3 separate regions of the Homo sapiens genome follow, and regions 2 and 3 are each linked to region 1. A link is an interaction called in ENCODE POLR2A ChIA-PET data of the cell type or tissue named here. Cell type or tissue: MCF 10A. All regions are shown on one strand. Each heading gives the region's core, and the rest is flanking DNA. Links, peaks and the distances in the headings are about the cores only. Region 1 overlaps RARA (retinoic acid receptor alpha). Region 2 overlaps RAPGEFL1 (Rap guanine nucleotide exchange factor like 1). Region 3 has its middle 6.5 kb from the start of JUP.

Region 1 (7,713 bases), core at 1,380-6,379:
CTCCTATTCCTCTGCTGCCCACCCCCAACGCACCAAGCAAGTCATGGTGCACCACCAATTGTGGTTCAGAAGCCCCTCCCCTTCTCTCTACGCAGTTTCTGTGTCTCTTGGGGGCTGATTTATCATACCCCCCATCAAGCCTACTGCAGTGTGTGAGAAATCAATAGTGCAAATGGATTGAGGCTGTTTAGCCTGTCAACTCTCCTTGGGCCCCACCAACTCTTCTGGGACTTGCGGAGTTGCTCAGTCCCCTTCTGGCTCAACATACACATATTTAGTGGTTGTAGCCAGAGCACTGAGCACAGGAATTATTCTTTCTGTTGGTCTCTGTCTCATTCTCTCTCATATACTAGGCTGGTCTTAACATGACAAATACTCTTGAACATTTATTTTCTAGCTTGGGTGGACGGGCTTAAAGGGCAGTAGGCTGCCAGCCAGAGGTAGGGAGGGAGGCAGGTGGGTGAGGGATATGGCGGGTGGAGGGGTGGGGTGGGGGTGGGGACGAGCTGGGGAAGGGATTGGGTGACAGCCCACCCCATCAGCTCTGGTAACTCAATCCCTGCACCCCACCCTCCCAATTTCCCTCCTGCTCAACAACTTCAGCAGCTGCTGGCAGAAGCAAGGCTGGCAGAAGTGTGTTTGAGTGCATGTGTATATGAGGGGAGAGGGTGAGAGGGGCTGTGGGGGCAGGGAGTGCTGCCAGGACATGTTAAAGGAGACTCACAGCCTGGGTACAACTTGGGTGGCAGGAGGAGGTGGGGCAGGTGGGAGAGTGGGTGGTGAGTGATGGGCAGGCTGCAGTGGGGGCAGGGCAGCACAGGGGTCTCACAAAACTTGTTGGCACTGGAGCGGGGCCTGGTGTGGTGGGGGTGGGCAGTGGTGAGGGGGCAGGGGCTGGCACAGACATTGCTGGCCCCAGAATGCTGAGGCCCATTCTTTGCCAGGGGGCGCATGTAACCATGGAGGGACAGTCTGCCCCTGTCTGCAATCCTTGGGCTGTGCCTGCTGGGCATCACAGTCTTGGTGGTGACTAAGTCACTTCTGTCCTGGGGCTGGCAAGGTGCCAGGCTCAGCTCTTCTCGGTAGGTGAGTCACTGCCCTGGCATCTCCCCCGGATGCAGCTGAGTCACCCAGCCATGCCTGCTAGGCAGGTGGGCACCAGGCTTGTGGTGGGGGTGGAGGGCTATGTGTGCAGCCCCCAGTGTCTTCTCTGATCTCTCTCTGGCATGTCCTGGCCCCACCCATAAACCTGCAGAGCCAGGCAAGGATGGCGCTTCTCCCTTGTGATCCACTAAGGGGTGAAGGAAAAGGTAGCAGGGCACAGAGTGGAGTCATACATGTTTGATTTGGAGTAAGTAGGGGAGGAAAGAGTTGAGGAGGGAACATTGATTGGGTTATATGTATATATATATATATATATATGCTTATATGTGTATATATATATATATATATATATATATATATATATATATACACACACACACACACACACACACGTATATATTTATTTATTTTAACAAAAAAGACACAGGGTCTTGCTATGTTGCCCAGACAGGTCTTGAACTCCTGGAGTCAAGCAACTCCTGGCGTCCCATCTTGGCCTCCCAAAGTGCTAGAATTAAAGGTGTGAGCCACCATACCTGGCCTGGGTTTGAATCCCAGCCCTGCCATTGACAAGCTGTATGACGTTGAGGAAGGCAATTTTCTTTTTGAGCCTCAGTTTTTTCATCTCTACAATGGCAACAGGAGCCTGCCCCTTCAGGACTGTGAGAATCAAATGGAGTGGGACTATTAAGGTACTTGTGGGAGGAGCTCCTTTTGGGATGAGCTAGGAGGCTTGGGAGGGGAAGAGGAGTCAGCTGGAGCTGGTTCCAACAAACTCCCGCACCATGGTCTTGGAGGGCCAATTGCTTCTCATCATCTCTTCGGAGTATCACTTAATGCTGTTCTTCAGGAGTTTCCACAGGCTGTGAGAAGACAGCCTTGTTGTACTAGAAGTGTGGGCCCTCCTAGGGTGTCTCAGAGCTATATTTTATCTCTTTTGACTACTGAGAACTGCCACTGGCCCTGGTACCTGTCCAGACTCTCTTCCTTCACTTCCTCTAGTTTGAAGAGGGATGGGGCTCAGACTCCTCCCCCAGCCTATCTCCTGTGTGCAGGGAAACAGTAGGCCCCAAGGAGTGTCCTTCTTAGAGTGAGGCGCCCCGAGCCTGTGGCTTTTCTCTCTCTGCTAGTTTCCTGCTGCTCCCTGGGTACCCTTCTCTCCTCCTGCATCAGAGTCCCTGGTGGGAGGGGGTGGTGGAAGCCCTGTTATGAGCCCAGCATAGCTGGAGTTCAACTGCTGCTGCAGATTGAAGACTCCTGGTCCCCCACCTGGGGACCTCTCCTGCCTTCTGCAGTCAAGCTTGGGTAGGGCTGGGCCTTGGACAGGTGGTACTGGTTTCCCTGGACAGGAAGGAAATGCCCCAAAGATGTGCATGCTTTGTGTTTGTACACACGGGTGCTGGTCTTGTTTGAGTGTCTGACCCCTGCGGGGGGTGGGTTTGTGTGTATGAATTTCTTCCCTCATCCACACATGGGGCTACTTCTGTGTCTGTGCAGAAGTGTGCCCCACCCTCTGCTTCATGCCCTTGTCTGTGCACAAATGTGTTTGGATGTACTTGTTCATGCGTGGATGTGCATACATGCGTCGGGGATGTACACATCCCTGCCCTGAATGTGCACGTGGAAATGCATTTGTACCAGGATGCCTGACCCTATGATGGCAGGTGTACCTGAAGGTCGTCCCACTTGGGAGGCAGTGTAGCTGTGTGCATGCATGCTTGCATTCTTGTGTCCATGAGCCTTCCCCTCCAGCCTCAAGGAAGGAAGACAGGTAGGATCTAGGTTGGGAGGTGTCCGTGGGCACTAGGGGCGGGCTGGCGCTGACTCCAGTCCTGGGCTGGTTCTCACCTGGGCAGAGCTCCCTGCTGTTGGCGGGGCTCAGGCTGGAAGGCCCTTGGGGGAGCGCGGCTGGGGGGTAAGGGGTTAAGCGGTGGCGTCCACATCTGGGAGCCATTGGCGCATTCCTGCCGGCTGAGCGCATGTTTGCGGATGAATCTGGACAGGACAGGGCGGGAGGGGCTGGGCGGGAGGTTCGCACCGGCGGACGGAAATCCAGACGGGAGCGGGAGACAGCTCCGGCCCAGCAGGCGGGAAGGGGCCTGGGGAAGCGCGGCCCAGCACTGCTGGGGCAGTTTCCCGTGCGCCGGCCCTCAGGGCAAAGGGTCCCGCCATCCTGGCTTGTCCTACCTTACCATGGCTCTTGGGCTAAAGCCAGGGACAATCAGATACTTCAATTCTAGACCCGGCTCTGCAACCGGTGCGACTGTGCACAAAACCCAGTGCCTGCTCTTGGACTCTCTTTCCTTGTTTGTAAAGCGGGGTCCGTCGGACCAGTGGGTTTGAGAGCTCTGCCACCGGGTCAGGCTGAGAGTCTCCTCACTGGGCTGGAGGCCTGGGAGTGCAGCACTTCCCCTTCCAGTGGGAAGTTCTGTGGGGGCACTTGTGGCCACTTCTCTGCCTGGGAACAGGGCGAGAGGGGAGTATTCTAAGCAATTCTGCTTCCCCCTAAGCCCGCCAGTGGACTGCTAGCGATGGGGACAGGATCCTCCCAAACAGAGCTGCAGGCTGGGAGGGGGGTCATGACTGTATTGGGGACTGGGGGTCTCTCAGATGGAGGGTGATTCAGATCCTGTCCAGCTGGAACATGAAAAAGAGCTTTCCTGGCTTCTCCAGACTTGTTCGGGAGAGAGAAGCTTGAGTGTGAGTCTTTGAGCACGGAGGGGTGCTCCTGGGCGCCCCTACTGGAAGATCCAAAAGTCTTGCCCTTTGAGGAGAAGAGTACTTTAAGGGGGCTGGGAGGGTTGGGTTGAGCCAGGGTTCCTAGGACCCACTGGAGCTGCAGAGGTGTTTGGGGAAAGAAGAGATATACTTGCGGGAGATCTACTCCTGGACTCTTTTTTTTTTTTTCTTTTTCTTGCAGCTGAGATAATTAAGATCCAGGGAAGGGAAGTGACTTGGTCAAGGTCACACAGCTCTCAGTTCCAGCTGGTCCCTAGAAGAGGATTATAATTATAGGATTCAGGGGCTTGACAGCTAGGGCAGGAGTCACCGCACTCACTTCCATATTACGCCGCCGCCTCACTTCTCAGATTTAGGTGTGGGTGTGTGTGTGGTTGGGGGGAAAGGAGTGTAGGATACCACACGCTGCGGTCTTCTCCACCGAGCGCTATTTTCATTCTTTCCGCAGAACCTCACCCCGTTCTTGCTCTGAATCTTCGGTTCTGGGTCTGAGGGAGGGATTCTCCCGGATTCCCACGGTCCAGTCTTCAACTAGGAGTGGCTCCTTTAAGACTCGCCCTTCCCGAGGTCTATTAAGGAGAGGCGGGGGCGGGCGTGAGCCTGTAGATCCGCCCCTGACTGGTGATTGGTCGGTGGGCGGGCAGGGGCGGGCCTGAGGGACAGGGCCTCCCCCTACCTCTGCTCCGTACCCTCCGCCCCTTCAGTCTGGGGCTCCGGGTAAAGTTTCAGCCTCCGCACGTGACTCGCTATGGCCGCTGCCATCGCCCCGCGCCCCTGAGCCGCGGCCCCCTGGACGGCTCCTCTCCCGGGACCCCGCACCCTGATGCCGAGCAGCACCAGGGCGCCGGGTTAGGGCAGACGCTGTGCTCGCTGGCACCCCGAACGGGTTGCTTCCCCCGCTGCGAGGTAATTCCTCCCCTGGGGATTTTGGGGAGCCCCTGGTTCCCGCAGGCGTCGGGGCCCCATGTCCTGCCCCAGATTGGTGCTGCGGGAGGGGACTGGGTACCGGGAGGCTTCCGACGGGAACCCGGGGTTTCCTGGGCTTCCCAACTCGCTGCCGCCGTGTCCAGGGTGGGGGAGCCCCGTCTGTGAGTCTGCCTGCGCCGTGTCTTCGCGCGCAGCCTTGAGGCGTCTGGGGCCGTCTGCTGCGCGTGTCCCCCGCGCTCGAGCTGTTGCAGAACCGCCGCTGGGAACTTCTGTTCTTTTTCTCTTTAATGATAAGCAAAACAAAAAGACTTGAATTCAAACCTGTTTGGGGAGAGATCGGATGCTCAACGGACTAGCCCCCTCTCTTTTTCCCTCCTGTTATCTGAGCTGCCCTGTGGTTTGGGGAGAATCAGCCAGGGGGCCCACTCCCACCAGAGGGAGCCGGCCGGGGGCCGGGCCGGTTCAGCTGGTGTCCCCCGTGGAGTGAGGGGAACCGTCAGAATTGGGTGCGGGAGCCAATGCAGTATGTGTGTAGGGGTGTTCCTGGGTCTTGTGCCACCATGGGGTGTGGGAACTTTTTGGGGTGAGGGGAAGACGGAATAGACTGACTTGTCGACTTTGCTCTGCTGAGGGTGTCTGGGACCTGGTGCCACCCACGAGGCTTGGAAGCTGCTGGCCAGATGTGTGTGTGAGCCTGTTGTGGGGTTGGGGGGACGGCTGGGAAATGAGCTTGGCTATGTCCCCTCATCTCCTCTCTGGGCACTGGCCTATTGTCAGGCTGCTCCTTGCGAAAGGAAAGACAGGCCTCCAGTGTGCTAGGGTGGGGATGGGGACCAACTAACCCGGAAACCAGACAGAAGAGCTCCCCAGCCTTGGAGATGTTTCTGCACCCTCCATCCTGTCTTGGATCAGATGCCCAGTGTGATGGCCTGGAAGGGTACCTCCTGCCCCCTCTGGCTCTGTCTTCTGTAACCAGGTTGCCTTCTGTCTGATGGCTGTGTGCACATATGTGTATGTAGATATTCTTGGAAAGGATTGTTTCTGAGAACACCCCCCGACCCCCCCACCCCCTGCTGCTTACCCCAAGGATCACTTCTGCCCCTGACACTCCCCCTCCTCAGTTTCCTGGCCAAGACATTCTGGGATGTCTCTTATACCCTTCTCTGGTTGCAGTCTTCATAGGGCAAGATTGTTTTGGGGGAAGTGGTTCTGTAAGGACCTTCCAGGTCTTGCTAGGAAATTGGACCTCAGGCCCCAAACTCTCCTACAGGGCTCCATGAAGAGGCTGTGCCGGGGAAGCCCCGGGTTGGAGTGGGGGTGGCTTGGAGCCTTGGGGCTTCCCCTGGAGGGGGCCGGGGGGGGCGGGTAGAGATGAGGCTGGGGGAAGGAACAAGAGAAAAAATATTTGGAGTTGGTTGTATGATGCTTCTTCCTGGAGGAATAAGAGGGGGTGGTTGTGGAGTCAGGGAGTTTGTGGCTGTGAAAAATGGTATGCTGGAGGGAGCTGGGACATCAGTACTGCCTGGGAGTCTGGACCATGTGGTGTCCTGAAAGAGAGGTCAGGAGGGTCAGACTGGAGTAGCCTCTTGGGAGCTGAGGATCTTGGATTTGCAAGGATTTTGAGGGTGTGATTGAGTGTATATGAGGTGTCACTGCAGGGGTTTCACCATCAGACTGGCGACGGTGGCACAGATGCAGTGGCAGTTCTGAGAAGATCCTGGGGTTGAAATGGCTTAATCCTGGCCACATCCTCCTTCCTATAGCCCCTAAATCTCTATCCCTTCAGTCTGACCCTAAATGCACCGGCTGCCACCCTGGGACACCTTTTTAGTCCCCTTCCTACTCCCAACCTTGAGGCAGCCTGGCAGGAAGCCAGCTGTGGGCAGCCCCATCCTGATCACCCATGTGCCTCCCCCGCTGGGCACAGTCACCCACACATGCCATGACGTGGTTCCTGCCACCCCATCTAAGTATGGGGGAGAGGACATTGTCTGAGTGGCCCCTCAGGTCTGTTTTGGGGACATTCACCCAGACCCCAGCTAATGCGCGCCCCTTCCCCTAAACCATTTAGTCTTGGAAGCTGACTCTGCCCTCTGGGACCTTTTCTTCCAGGCCACTCCTTGCTCAGACTCCAGTCTCAGGTGGGATGGTCCTCAGAACCGTGTGATGTGACGGTGGGGCCTGTCCCAAAATACAAACCCCAATGCCCAGTTTCCAGTCCTCTTGGAAGCATGGGCAGGACAGGACTTAGGCTAGGCTGGAGGGGTGGTTTCTTTTGACCTCTGTGGGGTCTATTAATATTTGGGAGCACTGCCTGGGATCTGGGGTGATAGGCATCTGGGGATGGTAATCCTGTCCCTGCGACAAATAAGCGGGGTAATCTCCGCTTGCTCAGTACCCACACCCATCTTGTGTCGGTAGTTTTGGGAGTGTGGGAAGCTGGCAGGGCCCCTGGCAAGATGACCAGTGTTGTCTTGACTTACTGGGTTTTGGGAAAGGAGTATGGCAACTGATACCCCGGCTCCCAGGGCTTTGGCTGAACATTCTCTCTGACGCCTGCTGTCTTTCCTCCCTCTACTCCCCTCTCCACCCTCTGGCTGCTGTCTGGAGCCCACACAGTTTGTGGGGGGATGCACGGTGGGGGGCAGGGCCTGGATCTCCGTGTGTGTCCAGGGAGTATTCTGGGAATTGGCAGGATTGGCTGAGGGTGTCTTGGTGTCCCCGCAGGGTGGGCGGCATGTGGGGACCTAGTGTGAGAATGTGTCAGCGTTGGTGTGTCTGTCCCCAGTCTGGCTCGGGTGTGGGTGTCTCGGGTGTGGGTGTCTCTTGCTTCGTCTGGATCTTGCCTCCCGCTCCAGTCCCGCCCTCCCCTCGCTCCCCCCTAGCTGGGACCGCCTGCTTGCTTTCCCTCTCTCCCCACAACTGGAGCCTCCCTTGCCTGTT
Region 2 (7,713 bases), core at 1,383-6,382, 130 kb before region 1:
TTCTGCAGGAGCTACACCAGTAATATCCTTTTGTGGAGTTTGGAAAAGGAGAGGTCAGAAGGGAGCCACTCCCTCCGTCCCACATGCAATCTCAGAGCCTAAACTCTCCCCTAGGAAACATACCTGGGGCCGAGTGCAGTGGCTCACACCTGTAATCCCAGCACTTTGGGAGGCTGAGGCAGGCGGATCACCTGAGGTCAGGAGATCAAGACCAGCCAGGCTAACATAGTGAAACACCATCTCTACTAAAAATAGAAAAAATTAGCCAGGCATGGTGCCACGCACCTGTAATCTCAGCTACTTGGGAGGCTGAGGCAGGAGAATCACTTGAACCCGGGAGGCAAAGGTTGCAGTGAGCCGAGATCGCGTCACTACACTCCAGCCTGAGTGACAGAGTGAGACTCCATCTCAAAAAAAAAAGAAAAGAAAACATACCTGGGTTTCAGTCCCAGCTTTTCTACTCATCAGCTGTGTGACTTGTACAGATTACCTAACCTCATGGGGACTCAGTTTCCTTTTCTGTAAAATGGAGGTAAATAGCACCTGCCCTGCCTATCTATTAGCTGCTATGAAGATCAGTCTGATAGCAGATGTGGGAGTGCTTTGGAGGCTGCAGAGCCCTGTACAAATGAAAGGTGTTATTTATTTATTTATTTTGAGATGGAGTCTTGCTCTGTCACCCAGGCTGGAGTACAGTGGTGCGACCTTGGCTCACTGCAGCCTCTGCCTCCTGGGTTCAAGCGATTCTCCTGCCTCAGCCTCCCCCATAGCTGGGGACTACAGGCGCACACCACCACACCTGGCTACTTTTTGTATTTTTTGGTGGAGACGGAGTTTCACCATGTTGCCCAGGCTGGTCTCGAACTCCTGACCTCAAGTGATTCGCCTGCCTTGGCCTCCCAGAGTGCTGGGATTAAAGGCGTGAGCCACTGCGCCCAGCCAAGGTGTTATTATTCTACTAAGGGCACCTCTATCCCCACTGAATTATTGCTCTAAAACATCTGGTTGCCCAGTGAGTTATGATGGGGTCTGATGTAAACATCAGGCCATGGTTGTGCTTCAGTAGGGTCCGCTAGAGAGGAGCCACTGGATGGGCTATTCATAGGGTCTCATGTAAGCATGGGCCTCTCACAGAGTTATTTTAGGACCTAATTGTAAATGTCAGACCACTGAGTAGAATGTTACAGGCTCCCAGCCAGGCACGGTGGCATATGACTTTAATCACAGCACTTTGGGAGGCTGGGGCGGGTGGATCACTTGAGGGCAGGAGTTCGAGATCAGCCTGGCCAACAAGGTGAAACTCCGTCTCTACTAAAACACAAAAAATTAGCCGGGTTTGGTGGCAGGCACCTGTAATCTCAGCTACTCAGGAACCTGAGGCAGGAGAATCGCTTGAACCCAGGAGGCAGAGGTTGCAGTGAGCTGAGATCATGCCATTGCACTCCAGCCTGGGCAACAGAGTGAGACTCCCTCTCAAATAAATAAATAAATAAATAAATAAAAGTAACAAGCTGTCTTAGAAACATCAGGCCTTCCAGTGAGGTATAGTCAGGTTTGTGGTAAACACCATTGGCATTTATTAGGCGCACTGTGAGCTCCAGGCCCTGGGCTGGTCAGAGGTTGGATGGGTCTGGGCAGGGTATCCTCAAGTGAAAATCTAACCTGTCTAACCTGCAGGAGCTGGATGTGGTCAAGTGGTCATCGCTACCTACTCTAAGCAAAAGCCTGGGCTGGGGCATGAGGAGGTCTTGGCTTCAGGACCACCGAAACTCCTTTCTCTCTGGCCCCAAATCTAGAGAATACTTGGGGGCAATTTAGCCTCCCATCTTTCTTTTCTTTTCTTTTCTTTTTTTTTTTTTTTTTTGAGATGGAGTTTTGCTCTTATTGCCCAGGCTGGAGTGCAATGGCCTGACCTCGGCTCACTGCAACCTCCGCCTCCCGGGTTCAAGTGATTATCTTGCCTCAGCCTCCCGAGTAGCTGGGATTACAGGTGTACGCCACCACTCCCAGCTAATTTTTTGTATTTTTAGTAGAGATGAGGTTTCACCATGTTGACCAGGATGGTCTCAAATTCCTGACCTTAAGTGATCCACCTGCCTCAGCCTTGCAAAGGGCTGGGATTACAGGTGTGAGCCACCGCGCCTGGCCTTTTTTTTTTTTGCCTTTTTTTTTTTTTTTTTTTTTTTTTTGAGACAGAGTCATTCTCTGTCGCCCAGGCTGGAGTGCAATGGTGCGACTTTGGCTCACTGCAACCTCTGCCTCCCAGGTTCAAACGATTCTTGTGCCTCAGCCTCCAGAGTAGCTGGGATTACAGGTGCACACCACCATGCCCGTCTAATTTTTGTATTTTTAGTAGAGTCTTCGTTTCACCATGTTGGCCAGACTGGTCTCGAACTCCTGACCTCAGGTGATCCGCCCGCCTCAGCTTCCCAAACTGCTGGGATTATAGGCGTGAGCCACTGCGCCCAGCCTAGCCTCCCATCTTTCTTCTCAATTCCTCAGGTCTGCTTGCGTAGGGATTTTTCTTAACTTAAGGGTCAGCTTTGTTCGGGCAGGAGGCATGGAGGGCCCTGAAGGGCTGGGCCGGAAGCAAGCCTGTCTAGCCATGCTTCTCCATTTCTTGGACACCTACCAGGGGCTGCTTCAAGAGGAAGAGGGGGCCGGCCACATCATCAAGGTGGGCCTGGGGGAAGAGAAGGTGGGTAAACAGGCTATTAGCTCTGGAAGGGGGCCCCTGTGAAGGAGCCATACTTCTCATTCTGGGTACCTGGAAGGAAGAGATGCCAGGGGGCCTTAGCTTATATGGCTCTCCTGTGCTTAAAGGTATGGAGACCTTGCCCGGCCCCTGCAGAGAGTAGCCCTTGGAATGAGACCCCTTCCTTCACCTTCTTTGTCCTCCTCTCTCCAGGATCTATACCTGCTAATTATGAAGGACGAGTCCCTTTACCAGGGCCTCCGAGAGGACACTCTGAGGCTGCACCAGCTGGTGGAGACGGTGGAACTAAAGTGAGGGGGAGTGGGGCAGGGGCGGGAACAGGAAAGTGGTCCCCTGCGTTCCTCTACTACAGGGGCTGCCTCTGGCCTATTGGCTGCAATATGGATTTGCTTGTTTGTTTGTTTGTTTTGAGACAGAGTCTCACTTTGTCGCCTAGGCTGGAGAGCAGTGGTGCGATCTCGGCTCACAGCAACCTCCACCTCTTGGGTTGAAGTGATTCTCATGCCTCAGCCTCCTGAGTAGCTGGGATTACAGGGGTGCACCATGCCCAGCTAATTTTTGTACTTTTAGTAGAGATGGGTTTCACCATGTTGGCCAGGCTGTTCTTGAACTCCTGGCCTCAAGTGATCTGCCTGCCTCAGCCTCCCAAAGTGCTGGGATTACAGGTGTGAGCCACTGTGTCTGGCTTCCAATATGGTTTTATTTCAGCTCCTTTCTCTCACTGAAGGGTGGCACAAAGCACTGTCTCCAGTCACTTTTTTGTCCATTCTCCCATTCATTTGTCTGATAATCCAGTGGTGTACTGGTAAATATTTAACAACCAGTGCTGCAGGAGAAAGAGCCCTGATTTGTAGCTTTTGCTGATTCCTACAGTGTAAACTCTGTCACCATGGCTGATTTCAAGCTACCAATGTGACAACACTGAAAGAGGAGTTGGGAAGAGACATGCAGCACAGGCTGTTATGTAGTATCTCCACCATACAGTAGATGTAGTAAAAGGTAGTAAAATGGCTGGGCAAGGTGGCTTATGCCTGTAATCCCAGCACTTTGGGAGGTCAAGATGGGTGGAGCACTTAAGGTCAGGAGTTCAAGACCAGCCTGGCTAACATTGTGAAACCCTGTCTCCACTACAAAAAAAAAAAAAAAAAAAAAGGCTGTGTGCCAAGGCAGGCAGATCATGAGGTCAGGAGTTTGAGAGCAGCCCGGCCAATATGGTGAAACCCTGTCTCTACTAAAAATACAAAAATTAGCTGGGCGTGGTAGGGCGCTCCTGTAGTCCCAGCTACTTGGGAGGGTGAGGCAGAAGAATTGCTTGAATCCAGGAGGTGGAGGTTGCAGTGAGCTGAGATCATGCCACTGCACTCCAGCCTGGGCGACAGAGTGAGATTCTGTCTCAAAAAAAAAAAAAAAAAAAAGAAAAGAAAAATTAGCTGGGGGTGGTGGTACGTGCCTGTAGTCCCAGCTACTCAGGAGGCTGAGGCAGGAGAATTGCTTGAACCCAGGAGATGGAGGTTGCAGTGAGCTGAAATCACCTTACTGCACTACAGCCTGGGTGACAGAGCGAGACTCCGTCTCTAAAGAAAAAAAAAAAGGCCGGGTGCGGTGGCTCACGCCTGTAATCCCAGCACTTTGGGAGGCTGAGGCAGGCAGATCATGAGAGGCAGATCATGAGATCAGGAGTTCGAGACCAGCCTGACCAACATGGTGAAACCCCATCTCTACTAAAAATACAAAAATTAGCCAGGCATGGTGGCACATGCCTGTAATCCCAGCTACTCAAGAGGCTGAGGCAGGAGAATGTCTTGAATCCAGGAGGCAGAGGTTGTAGTGAGCCAAGATTGCATCACTGCATTCCAGCCTGGGTGACAGAGTGGACTCCGTCTCAAAAAAAAAAAAAAGGCCGGGCGCGGTGGCTCACGCCTGTAATCCCAGCACTTTGGGAGGCCGAGGCGGGTGGATCATGAGGTCAGGAGATCGAGACCATCCTGGCTAACAAGGTGAAACCCCGTCTCTACTAAAAATACAAAAAATTAGCCGGGCGCGGTGGCGGGCGCCTGCAGTCCCAGCTACTCGGGAGGCTGAGGCAGGAGAATGGCGTGAACCCGGGAAGCGGAGTTTGCAGTGAGCCGAGATTGCGCCACTGCAGTCCGCAGTCCGGCCTGGGCGACAGAGCGAGACTCCGTCTCAAAAAAAAAAAAAAAAAAAAAAAAAAAAAAAAAAAGAGGTGGGCTGGGTGTGGTGGCTCATGCCTGTAATCCCAGCACTTTGGGAGGCCGAGGCAGGCAGAATGAGGTCAAGAGATCGAGACCATCCTGGCCAACACGGTGAAACCCTGTCTGTACTAAAAATACAAAAATTAGCCGGGCGTGGTGGTACACACCTGTAATCCCAGCTACACGGGAGGCTGAGGCAGGAGAATTGCTTGAATCCAGGAGGTGGAGGTTACAGTGAGCCGAGATTGCAGCACTGCACGCCAGCCTGACAACAGAGCAAGACTCTGTCTCAAAAAAAAAAAAAAAAAAGTAGTGAAAACAGGAAGGAAACTGTTTTTTTGGTAACAACTTATTTGATTATAAATTTTATGTATTATTTATTAATTTGTATTATTATTTTTTAATAGAGACGGTTTCATTATGTTGTCCAGGCTGGGCTCCAGCAATCCTCCCACCTTGGCCTCCCAGAGTGTTGGGATTCTAGGTGTAAGCCACCACACCTGGCCTGACTATAAGTTTATAAAACATATATATTTATATATGGAGATATATTTGTTTATTTATATTTTAATGGCTCTTTAAAAAACAGTTGGTAAAATTCCCCAGAACTTAACAGTATGCTCTTGTGAGCCAGTGTGAACCAGCTTCAGGACACCACTGTATCCATCCATCCATGAATCCATTCTGCCCTTTTAGTTTCTCTCTTCTCTTGTCCCCACCACCACAACCCTTAGGGAGGCCTCAGCTTGTGGTCTAGCATCCTTCTCTGCCTTCTCTGTGCTGACACTAGAGAGATCTTTCATGCTCCTGTTCCAAAGGCATCCCTGCTCCCCATGCTTCCAAGAGAAAGTGAAACATCCCAGCATTCAATACCCTTCCCTTTCTGCCTTCTGCTGATCCTTCCCATCTCATCTCCTACATCCCCTCCATCCATGACACCTCAACTCCTGCGCTCTCGAACTTCCCATGGTCGGTTATATTGTCCACCCCAGAATGCCCTCCTCCCACCATGTTTTCTTTTTTTTTTGAGACAGAGCCTGGCTCTGTCGCCCAGGCTGGAGTGCAGTGGTGTGATCTCGGCTCACTGCAAGCTCTACCTCCCAGGTTCACACCATTCTCCTGCCTCAGCCTTCTGAGTAGCTGGGACTACAGGCGCCTGCCACCACGCCCGGCTAATTTTTTATATTTTTTTTAGTAGAGACGGGGTTTCATCGTGTTAGCCAGGATGGTCTAGATCTCCTGACCTCGTGATCCGCCCGCCTTGGCCTCCCAAAGTGCTGAGATTACAGGCGTGAGCCACCGCGCCTGGCCTTTTTTTTTTTTTTTTTTTTTTGAGATGGAGTCTTGCTCTGTTGCCAGGCTGGAGTGCATGGCGTGATCTCAACTCACTGCAACCTCCCCCTCCCGGGTTCAAGCGATTCTCCTGCCTCAGCCTCCCAAGTAGCTGGGATTACAGGTGCACGCCACTACGCCTGGCTAATTTTTGTGTTTTTAGTAGAGACGGGGTTTCACCATGTTGGCCAGGCTGGTCTTGAACTCCTGGCCTCAAGTGATCTGCCCACCTCAGCTTCCCAAAGTGCTGGGATTACAGGTGTGAGCCACTGCACCTGGCCTCCACCTCCTTCTCTTCCTGCTTTCCTCCAAGGCCCAGGTCAAATGCCATCTTCTCAATGAAAACTTCCCAGATCTTCCTTTTAGGAATAGCTTTCTTCTTCCCCCACACCAGCATAACTCTCCTGGTACCTTTGTTATATTATCAACACCTCCTGCCTGGTATTAGAAGTAGCTGTATGCCTGTCTATCTCCTTCCTAGACTGTGAAGTTCTTTTCAGCAAAATTCAGCAAACAGCTGCTGACCTACTACCTACCATGTGTCAAGCAGTGTGTTAGGCCCTGGTGGATGAAAAGATACTCAGTAAGAACCAAATCCCAGTCCTCAAGAGCTCTCAATCTCATAGAAGAGATAAGAGGTGAACATAAACATTATCCCAATGTTCTATAGTAGTTGAGAGAAGAAAGTGACCTTCCTGGTGGGTGGGGTGGATCAGAGAAGAATTCATGGAAGAGGTGGCATTTGATTAGGGTTACTTGGATAATTATCCCATACTGCTCATTGTCCTCTCTTCTGACCCCCTTAACCACCTGAAATTGCTGCTGGTGCATCCTTGACCCAATTCTGATATTCTTGCTTGATGTTGCCTGCTTGGTGTTGGTTGTCCATATGCCTGGCAGGGCGTGCTGATGCCCAGCTGTGTCCATGCCAGGATTCCAGAGGAGAACCAGCCACCCAGCAAGCAGGTGAAGCCACTCTTCCGCCACTTCCGCCGGATAGACTCCTGTCTGCAGACCCGGGTGGCCTTCCGGGGCTCTGATGAGAGTGAGTGTGGGCATTAGGAGGGGCAGGGTGTCCTGAGTGGCTCAGGGGGACATATCTCTGGGTCTTGAGCACCCTCAGTGGCATCTCCCTGGGTGGTAGAACCAGCCCCTTTCACAGGACCTTCTTCAGAGGCCAGCCTCTGGTGGGGAATAGAGGCACCCTGGAGGAGACTGTGCCAGCTGCTGCCACTCTGCCCTCTGTTGAAAGCCATTTTCCTGTTTCCGTCCAGTCTTCTGCCGTGTATACATGCCTGACCACTCTTATGTGACCATACGCAGCCGCCTTTCAGCATCTGTGCAGGACATTCTGGGCTCTGTGACGGAGAAACTTCAATATTCAGAGGAGCCCGCGGGGCGTGAGGATTCCCTCATCCTGGTAGCTGTGTCCTCCTCTGGAGGTGAGGGTCA
Region 3 (7,051 bases), core at 1,305-6,304, 1.5 Mb after region 1:
ATCTGAGAATACAGAATAGAATCAGAAATGATGTTTCCTAGACTCAGCTGTCTGCACAGGCAATTTGGTCTCTTGTGAAAGGAGGTATGTAGGGATAGGATGGGGGTTTCTGTGACCACAGTCTCCCCTGTAGCTTGAACTTGAAGAAAAGGCCGCAAGGTCATCTTATCCAGTCCCCTGCCTGCAAACCTTTAAAGGCAAGAATTCTCTGACAAATGTCCAGGAAAGAAGATCCTGCAGCCTCCCTTATGGTGAATGCCCCTGTCTCCTTGTTCTAATGTCCAGCCTCAATTCCTATTCCTGCAGTTTCAATTCCTTCCTCTTGCCCAGGGCTCAGTGGAAGCAGAGTCCATGGGCTGCCAAAAACACATATGGGTAACTCAACCTTGCAGCTTGCTAGTGCTTCAGAGTAGAGAATATAAGGGTACCACATGGCCCATCTCAAGCTGCTGCAGAGACAGAAGTAACTGGCGCAGAGAGGTTCAGTGAGGGACTGGTGGGAGGGAGGCTCTTTTCTAGGGGAGGGTGCACACCATCAGCCAGTGTCCAGGACCACCAGGCCACCGTCCTCTCCTTATCTCACAACCCCCCTCATCTTCCACGAGGCCTCTGGGCCATACAAGGAGATGGAAGAGTTTCTGTTCTCCATTCAAACACAGTCCTTAGGGCCGGGCACAGTGGCTCATGCCTGTAATCCCAGCACTTTGGGAGGCCGAGGCGGGTGGATCATCCAAGGTCGGAAGTTCGAGACCAGCCTGACCAACACAGAGAAACCCCATCTCTACTAAAAATACAAAAAATTAGCTGGGCGTGGTGGCACACACCTGTAATCCCAGCTACTCAGGAGGCTGAGGCAGGAGAATCGCTTGAACCCGGGAGGCAGAGGTTGCAGTGAGCAGAAATCGTGCCATTGCACTCCAGCCTGGGCAACAAGTGCGAAACTCCAGCTCAAAAGTAAAAAAAAAGAAAAAAAACCCACAGTCCTTATTCTATGGGGGCCTTTTCCCCAGAGACAGGTAGAAATTTAGACGTACACAAGCCACACACACACACACACACACAACCTTCTATGCTCACACCTCAGGGATATACACTTGCGGGTGCAGATTCAGATACACAAACACCAGCTTTCTCTAATACACGCGCGCGCACACACACACACACACACACACACACACACACACACCCTTCTTCCTGCCTCTTCAGCCTCAGGTAGCCTAAGACATAACCACTTCTATAAAGGGGAGCCCAGGGTGACCAGCTGGGTTGCCAAACTTCAGGCTGATGATGGTACATTTTCATCACCCAGTAGCCTCTTCCCCGCGCTTTGCAGCAGCAGAAAAGGAAATCACACAACGGGAGGTTCTTCCCGGATGGCAGACTTGAAAGAAAGGCAATGCAGAAAGCTAGAGGCACCTTGGGTATGAGCCATCTCTCAGCCCAGGGACAAAGCCAGCCTTTTTTTTTTTTTTTTTTTTTTCTCAGAGACAGGGTCTCACTCTGCTGCCAGAACTGGAGTGCAGTGGCGAAATCACAGCTCACTGCAGCCTCAACCTCCTGGGCTCAAGGGATCCCCTAGCCTCAGCCTCCTGAGTAGCTGACCACAGCCGCTACCACACCCAGCTAATTTTTTTTCTTTTTTTTGGTAGAGATGAGGTCTCACCATGTTGCCCAGGTTGGTCTGGAGCTCCTGGCTTCAAGTGATCCTCCCACCTCAGCCTCCCAAAGTGTGGGGATTACAGGTGTGAGCCACCACACCTGGCCAGAGCCATCTTTACACCCAGTTTCTCTCCAGGTCCTGGCCTGTTTTTTGTTTTTTGTTTTTTGTTTTTGGAGTCTCACTCTGTCACCCAGGCTGGAGTGCAGTGGTGCGATCTCAGCTCACTGCAACCTCCGCCTCCCGGGTTCAAGTGATTCTTCTGCCTCAGCCTCCTGAGTAGCCGGGACTACAGGCACGTGCCACCATGCCTGGCTAATTTTTTGTTTTTTTTTTTCTCAGTAGAGACGGGGTTTCACAGTGTTAGCCAGGATGGTCTCGATCTCCTGACCTCGTCATCCGCCTGTCTCGGCCTCCCAAAGTGCTGGAATTACAGGCCTGAACCACCATGCCTGGCCGATCCTGGCCTTTAAAAGGCCTCCACTCTGGCCCTCCTGGGGTTGCCCCCTCCACACAGGGGCAAAGGGACAGAGGAGCCTACATGGACTTCACATTCCTTCTAGACCACACTCCAGGGACCAGCACCAGAAACTCTGGAATTCCTGCCCAACACTGACCCTACTTTCCAGGCCTGCAGGTCGCTGACTCTGGTCCTTCTCCCCAGGAGCAGCGGCACCAGTGCTACTGTGCATGGACACACTTGGGCCAAACTAGGGACATGACAAAGGGCAGTTATTGCTGGGGTGGGGAGATAGAGGCAGCATGGATGCGCGCTAGGAAATCTCCATGCAAGGGCTGGAGGACCTTGTGGCGCAGGCAGAGCCAGAGGTGCTAAGGAAAGGGAAATAGTCCAGGCCCTGGCTGGGGGCCAGGGAGGAGCCGTTCTCCATGGGGCTGCCATGCCCTGACACAGTGAGAACTTGGGACTCCATCATGGACTTTCAGGTCATCGCGGGGGTGCAACTGTCAAGGTATATCTGACCTAGCAGTTCAGGAGCATGCTCCATTTTTTGTTTTTTTGGGTTTTTGTTGAGACAGAGTCTTGCTCTGTTGCCCAGGCTGGAGTGCAGTGGTGCAATCTTGGCTCACTGCAACCTCCGCCTCCCAGGTTCAAGTGATTATCATGCCTCAGCCTCCCAAGTAGCTGGAATTACAGGCACGTGCCACCATGCCCGGCCAATTTTTGTATTTTTAGTAGAGATGGGGTTTCACCATGTTGGCCAGGCTGGTCTTGAACTCCTGACCCCAAGTGATCCACCCGCCTCGGCCTCCCAAAGTGCTGGGATTACAGGTGTGAGTCACCACAACTGGCCTGGGAGTGTGCTCTGTAACTTACCTAGATCTATGGCATGTAGGCCTCATTTGTGCTCTTGGCCCTGCCCACTGGCTTTGGGGGTGGGGGCTTACTCAGAAGGCCCCCTTCAGGGCTCGGGGAGGACACAGCTGCAGAAGAGCCTGCAGGCTCCCAAACTCTGCTGGCTGGAGTGGGCCCAAGCATGGCCAGAAGCTGGGAAGGGAGCAGGAGGCTGCAGGGCTCTGGAGGGAGGCTGTGGGGAGATGGACTCCTGCCTTTTTTCCTGCCTTGTGTCCAGGGGAGGGGCCTTGAGGCCAGAGGCTGCCCACAGCCTGGTCCTGTGGGCGTGTGTCTTTTAATTACAGATGTAGCTCCAGCGACACTTCACTGCAAGGCGTGTGGGTGGGGATGGAATGTCAGAAGGAAAACAGGAGACAAGAAAACAGAGATAGGACGGGCCAGAAATAGTACAGGCCAGGGTGAGATAGCAGCGGCCAGTGGTGGTGGAGGGAGAGGCTGGAGGAGGGTCTGTCGAAACCTCTCCAGAGAATGCCTGTCCCAGGCTGCCCCTCCTTATTCACCCCAAGCCCCGCAAGTTGAAACTCCAGGACCGGTGGCATCTAGATCGGGCTCCAGAGCTGGTTCACCAACTCCCTAAGCAACACCCTCCTCCTGAGTGGGGAGGGGTAGCCGAGCCTTTGCGACCTGAGTCACCCGCTTCCTGCTCCTGGTCTGGGCGACTCCATGCACAGGCTGACACAGCTGGGGCCCCACCTGCCCTGCCAGCCTGTCCCGCTCCTCCCTCTTTCCACAAGCCAGGAGAGATGCCTGCCCTGACAAGGCATGCTTCCCACGGAGAGGCCATCCCTCTCACGCGCACACACGGCTGGAGGCAGCCATTTCTCCCTGACCTGTGGAGAGCCTTGGGAAGAGGAAGAAGGCATAGTCTAAGCGGAGCCCCCTTTTCCCTGCATCTATGAAGAAACTGCGGCTGGAGCCAGGAGAGGGACTTCCCCAAGATCACACAAGAAAATTCCTGGCAGGGCTGGGACTTGAACCTTGGTCTTCTGCCAGCCAGTTCACCTCCCCCACCAATGTAGGTCTCTTTCCACCCCAAGGAAGGCAAAGACGGGCTGCAGTCAGGGAGGAGACGAGAACCAATTTTGCCAGCTTGATTTTGTCAGCTCAGAGGTGTGACCCCAGGAAAACCTTGGAGTTAGACAGCCAGGGCTGGGGGAGGGGGTGGCTCTGGGTGGTCCCAGACTCAGGCCTTACTTCCCCTAAGCCGACCAGCGGATGGCACCACCTAGAGCCTCTAGCCATCAATTATGCAAACAGACCCTTCCCCACCCCCGCCTCTCGCCCTCCGGCCCTCTCTGCTTCCCAGGTCTTTAAGCGCTGGACTCCACCTGGCTGAGAACTGGGACAGGACTCAGCGGCCCCTGGCCTTGTACTTTCATCCCATCTTTCCCAGTCCCATCCCACGGCCCCCAGGGAATTTGAGAGTTGAGATCCTTGAATATTTCATCAGCACTTCAGCCTCCAGTGGAAGCAGCAGCCAACTTACATCTCCTGGAGCATTTATGGCCCCAACAGAGAACCTGGAAGTAGCCAGGGGGAGGGGTGGGTGCATGGGGGAGGGTGAAGCTTGGGCCAGGCTGCCAATAAGGGTTGATGGAGAAGAAGGCTGCCGGGTCCAAAGTGTGTGTGAGCTGGGGGAAAGGGGCTCCAAAGCCGGGAACATTTCCGTGTTTGAGGATACAGATGTATTTTAAAATAAATAAACAAAATGGAGTTATCAAAACAATTATACGCAAGGTTAAAGTCATATGACAGGGTTTTCTGACTTCAGTCCTGCCCCTGTCTCGTGACTGGGTTTATAACCTCATCCGGAGATAAGGTAAAAAATTTTAATGGGAGCTTTTTTTTTTTTAGGGCTGTGAGGCCCTCAAATGACCCCCTACTGCCTGGGGCCAGGGAGGAAAGGCCAAATTCTCCAGCTACATTGGCTGAAACTTGCCCCTTCCCAGCCTCCTCCTCCAGGAAGGTCAGGAGGATTTAGCCCAGTAGTCAAGGAAAAATAAAGTAATTTGGCTTAGCTACCCCTTATTTTACCCCAGAAACACAATATCACACTTTTCTTCTGAAAAGAAAGGTGAAAAGGGTGACCTCAAATGGAAAATGTCAAGTTCTCTTGGCCTCTTCTTTGCACATGACCTCACTTAGTAAGTTCTTCTGGAGAGCGAAAGGATCAAGGCTGAGCGAGGTGGCTCACGCCTGTAATCCCAGCACTTTGTGAGGCCGAGGTGGGCAGATCACCTGAGGTAGAGAGCTCGAGACTAGCCTGACCAACATGGAGAAACCTTGTCTCTACTAAAAATACAAAATTAGCTGGGCTTGGTGGCGGGCACCTGTAATCCCAGCTACTCAGGAGGCTGAGGCAGGAGAATCGCTTGAACCCGAGAGGTGGAGGTTGTGGTGAGCCGAGATCGCGCCATTGCACTCCAGCCTGGGCAACAAGAGCGAAACTCTGTCTCCAAAAAAAAAAAAAAAAGAAAAGAAAAGAAAAAAGAAAGGATCAAGTGCAGATGCTCCTCAACTTCAGAGGGGGGTTATGTCCTCATAGACATTGTAAGTTGAAATGCAATATAGGGAGCCCCCATCTGTACAAAACGTTAAAAAATGAGCTGAGCATGGTGGCACATGCCTGTAGTCTCACCTGCTCAGAAGGTTCACTTGAGCCTGGAAGGTGGGGGTTGCAGTAATCCGAGATCATGCCACTGCACTCTAGCCTGGGCAACAGTTCGAAACCCTATCTCCAAAAAAAAAAAAAGAAGATTGTGAGAGGAGACAAGGGGAAAAAATTAAAATTAAAAATTAAAAAAAAAGAAGAAAATGTACTTAATACACCTAACCTACATCATGGCTTAGTTTAGCCTACCTCAGATGGGCTCAGAACACTTCAGCCTACAGTGGGGCAAAATCGCCTAACATGAAGCCTATTTTATGAGAACTTGTTGAATATTTTGGCCAGGCACGGTGGCTCATGCCTGTAATCCCAGCACTTTGGGAGCCCAAGGCAGGCGGATCAGTTGAGGTCAGGAATTCAAGACCAGCCTGGGCAACATGGTGAAACCCCGTCTCTACTAAAAATACAAAAAATTAGCCTGGCATGGTGGTGCGCGCCTGTAATCCCAGCTACTCAGGAGGCTGAGGCTGGAGAATTGCTTGAACCCGGGAGGCGGAGGTTGCAGTGAGCGGAGATTGCGCCACTGCACTCCAGCCTGGGCAACAACAGTGAGACTCTGTCTCAAAAAATAAAAAGAAGAACTTGGTGACTATCTCATGTAATATACTGAATACTATACTGAAAGTGAAAAAATAGCATGGTTGTTTGGGTGCTTGAAGTACAGTTGCTACTGAATGCTTATCACTTTTATACCATCCTAAAGTCAAAAAATCCTAAGTTGAATCATTGTAAGCTGGGGACTGTCTGTACAGTATATGCATGTGGAGGGAAGGGTAAACAACCTTATCCTCCAAGTTATCTGTTTCCCCACCTGAGTCACAGGCATGAGGTATTCCCATCCCAAGGGCTGTTTGCGGGACAGAAGAGATGCTATCCAGGAACGTTGGCGCCAGCTGGGACCCAGGCAGGCAGTGATTATGCAGTGGTGTGTCCATAGGTCAGACCTGGGGTTTGGGATGGGGCCGGTACCAGGGGGCTGTCCCCAGCCCTCAGCACACTCCCATCTAATTCCCAAGTCATCTTGGAACTTGTGAAGGGAGCTGGGCAGGGCTGCGCCAGCCTAGCTTAGAGTGAGCCTCAGCCCTGGGGGCCCAACCCAGACTCTCTGGGCCTCTGTTTCCCCATCCACAAAATGGAAGCCATCTATCTGCCAGGGTTGTCCTTAGAGACAAGATACAAGAGAAGGCCTGGAGCAAGGCCCCAGAATGGGGAAACTGTCTAAGAGTTGAGTCCTGTGGCTGCCAGGATCTCCCCAGTCATGTTGAGCTATTGGCTCTAGCAACAACTGGCCACAGCCTTCTGACAAGGGGAAGGGCCACTCTTTGTTCCCAAGGGAGTTTCTATTCTCCTA

The links. Peaks named below come from ENCODE experiments on the same cell type or tissue, not always from the same donor. Only the 100,000 strongest peaks of a DNase experiment are listed, where the experiment ranks them.
Region 2: POLR2A ChIA-PET joins it to region 1 with 5 read pairs; 4 of 35 experiments call an interaction of 5 or more read pairs at or near these places.
Region 3: POLR2A ChIA-PET joins it to region 1 with 6 read pairs; 1 of 35 experiments calls an interaction of 5 or more read pairs at or near these places.

The regions. Positions count from the first base shown.
Region 1 is chr17:40,313,700-40,321,412 of GRCh38, forward strand. All of the region lies in intron 1 of RARA (retinoic acid receptor alpha), which reads left to right. It overlaps LOC105371934 (a long non-coding RNA gene), which reads right to left. Exons shown (of 2, transcript NR_189654.1): 2 at 1,494-5,052. Among named protein-coding and RNA genes, the nearest start is that of RARA, 8.4 kb to the left of the region's middle. RefSeq lists silencers at 3,791-4,000, 4,366-4,475 and enhancers at 6,087-6,136, 6,607-6,656, 7,352-7,713. In MCF 10A, for the core only: a CTCF peak has its summit at 3,847; DNase peaks (open chromatin) are centred at 3,112, 3,832 and 4,462.
Region 2 is chr17:40,181,673-40,189,385 of GRCh38, forward strand. RAPGEFL1 (Rap guanine nucleotide exchange factor like 1) reads left to right here. Exons shown (of 15, transcript NM_016339.6): 2 at 1-22; 3 at 2,542-2,677; 4 at 2,909-3,006; 5 at 7,194-7,306; 6 at 7,536-7,703. Among named protein-coding and RNA genes, the nearest start is that of RAPGEFL1, 8.1 kb to the left of the region's middle. In MCF 10A, for the core only: no CTCF peak of the experiment used is centred there; a DNase peak (open chromatin) is centred at 3,889.
Region 3 is chr17:41,789,660-41,796,710 of GRCh38, forward strand. No RefSeq gene overlaps it. Among named protein-coding and RNA genes, the nearest start is that of JUP, 6.5 kb to the left of the region's middle. RefSeq lists enhancers at 1,874-2,537, 3,202-3,865 and a cis regulatory region at 3,017-3,870. In MCF 10A, for the core only: no CTCF peak of the experiment used is centred there; DNase peaks (open chromatin) are centred at 3,332, 3,652 and 3,982.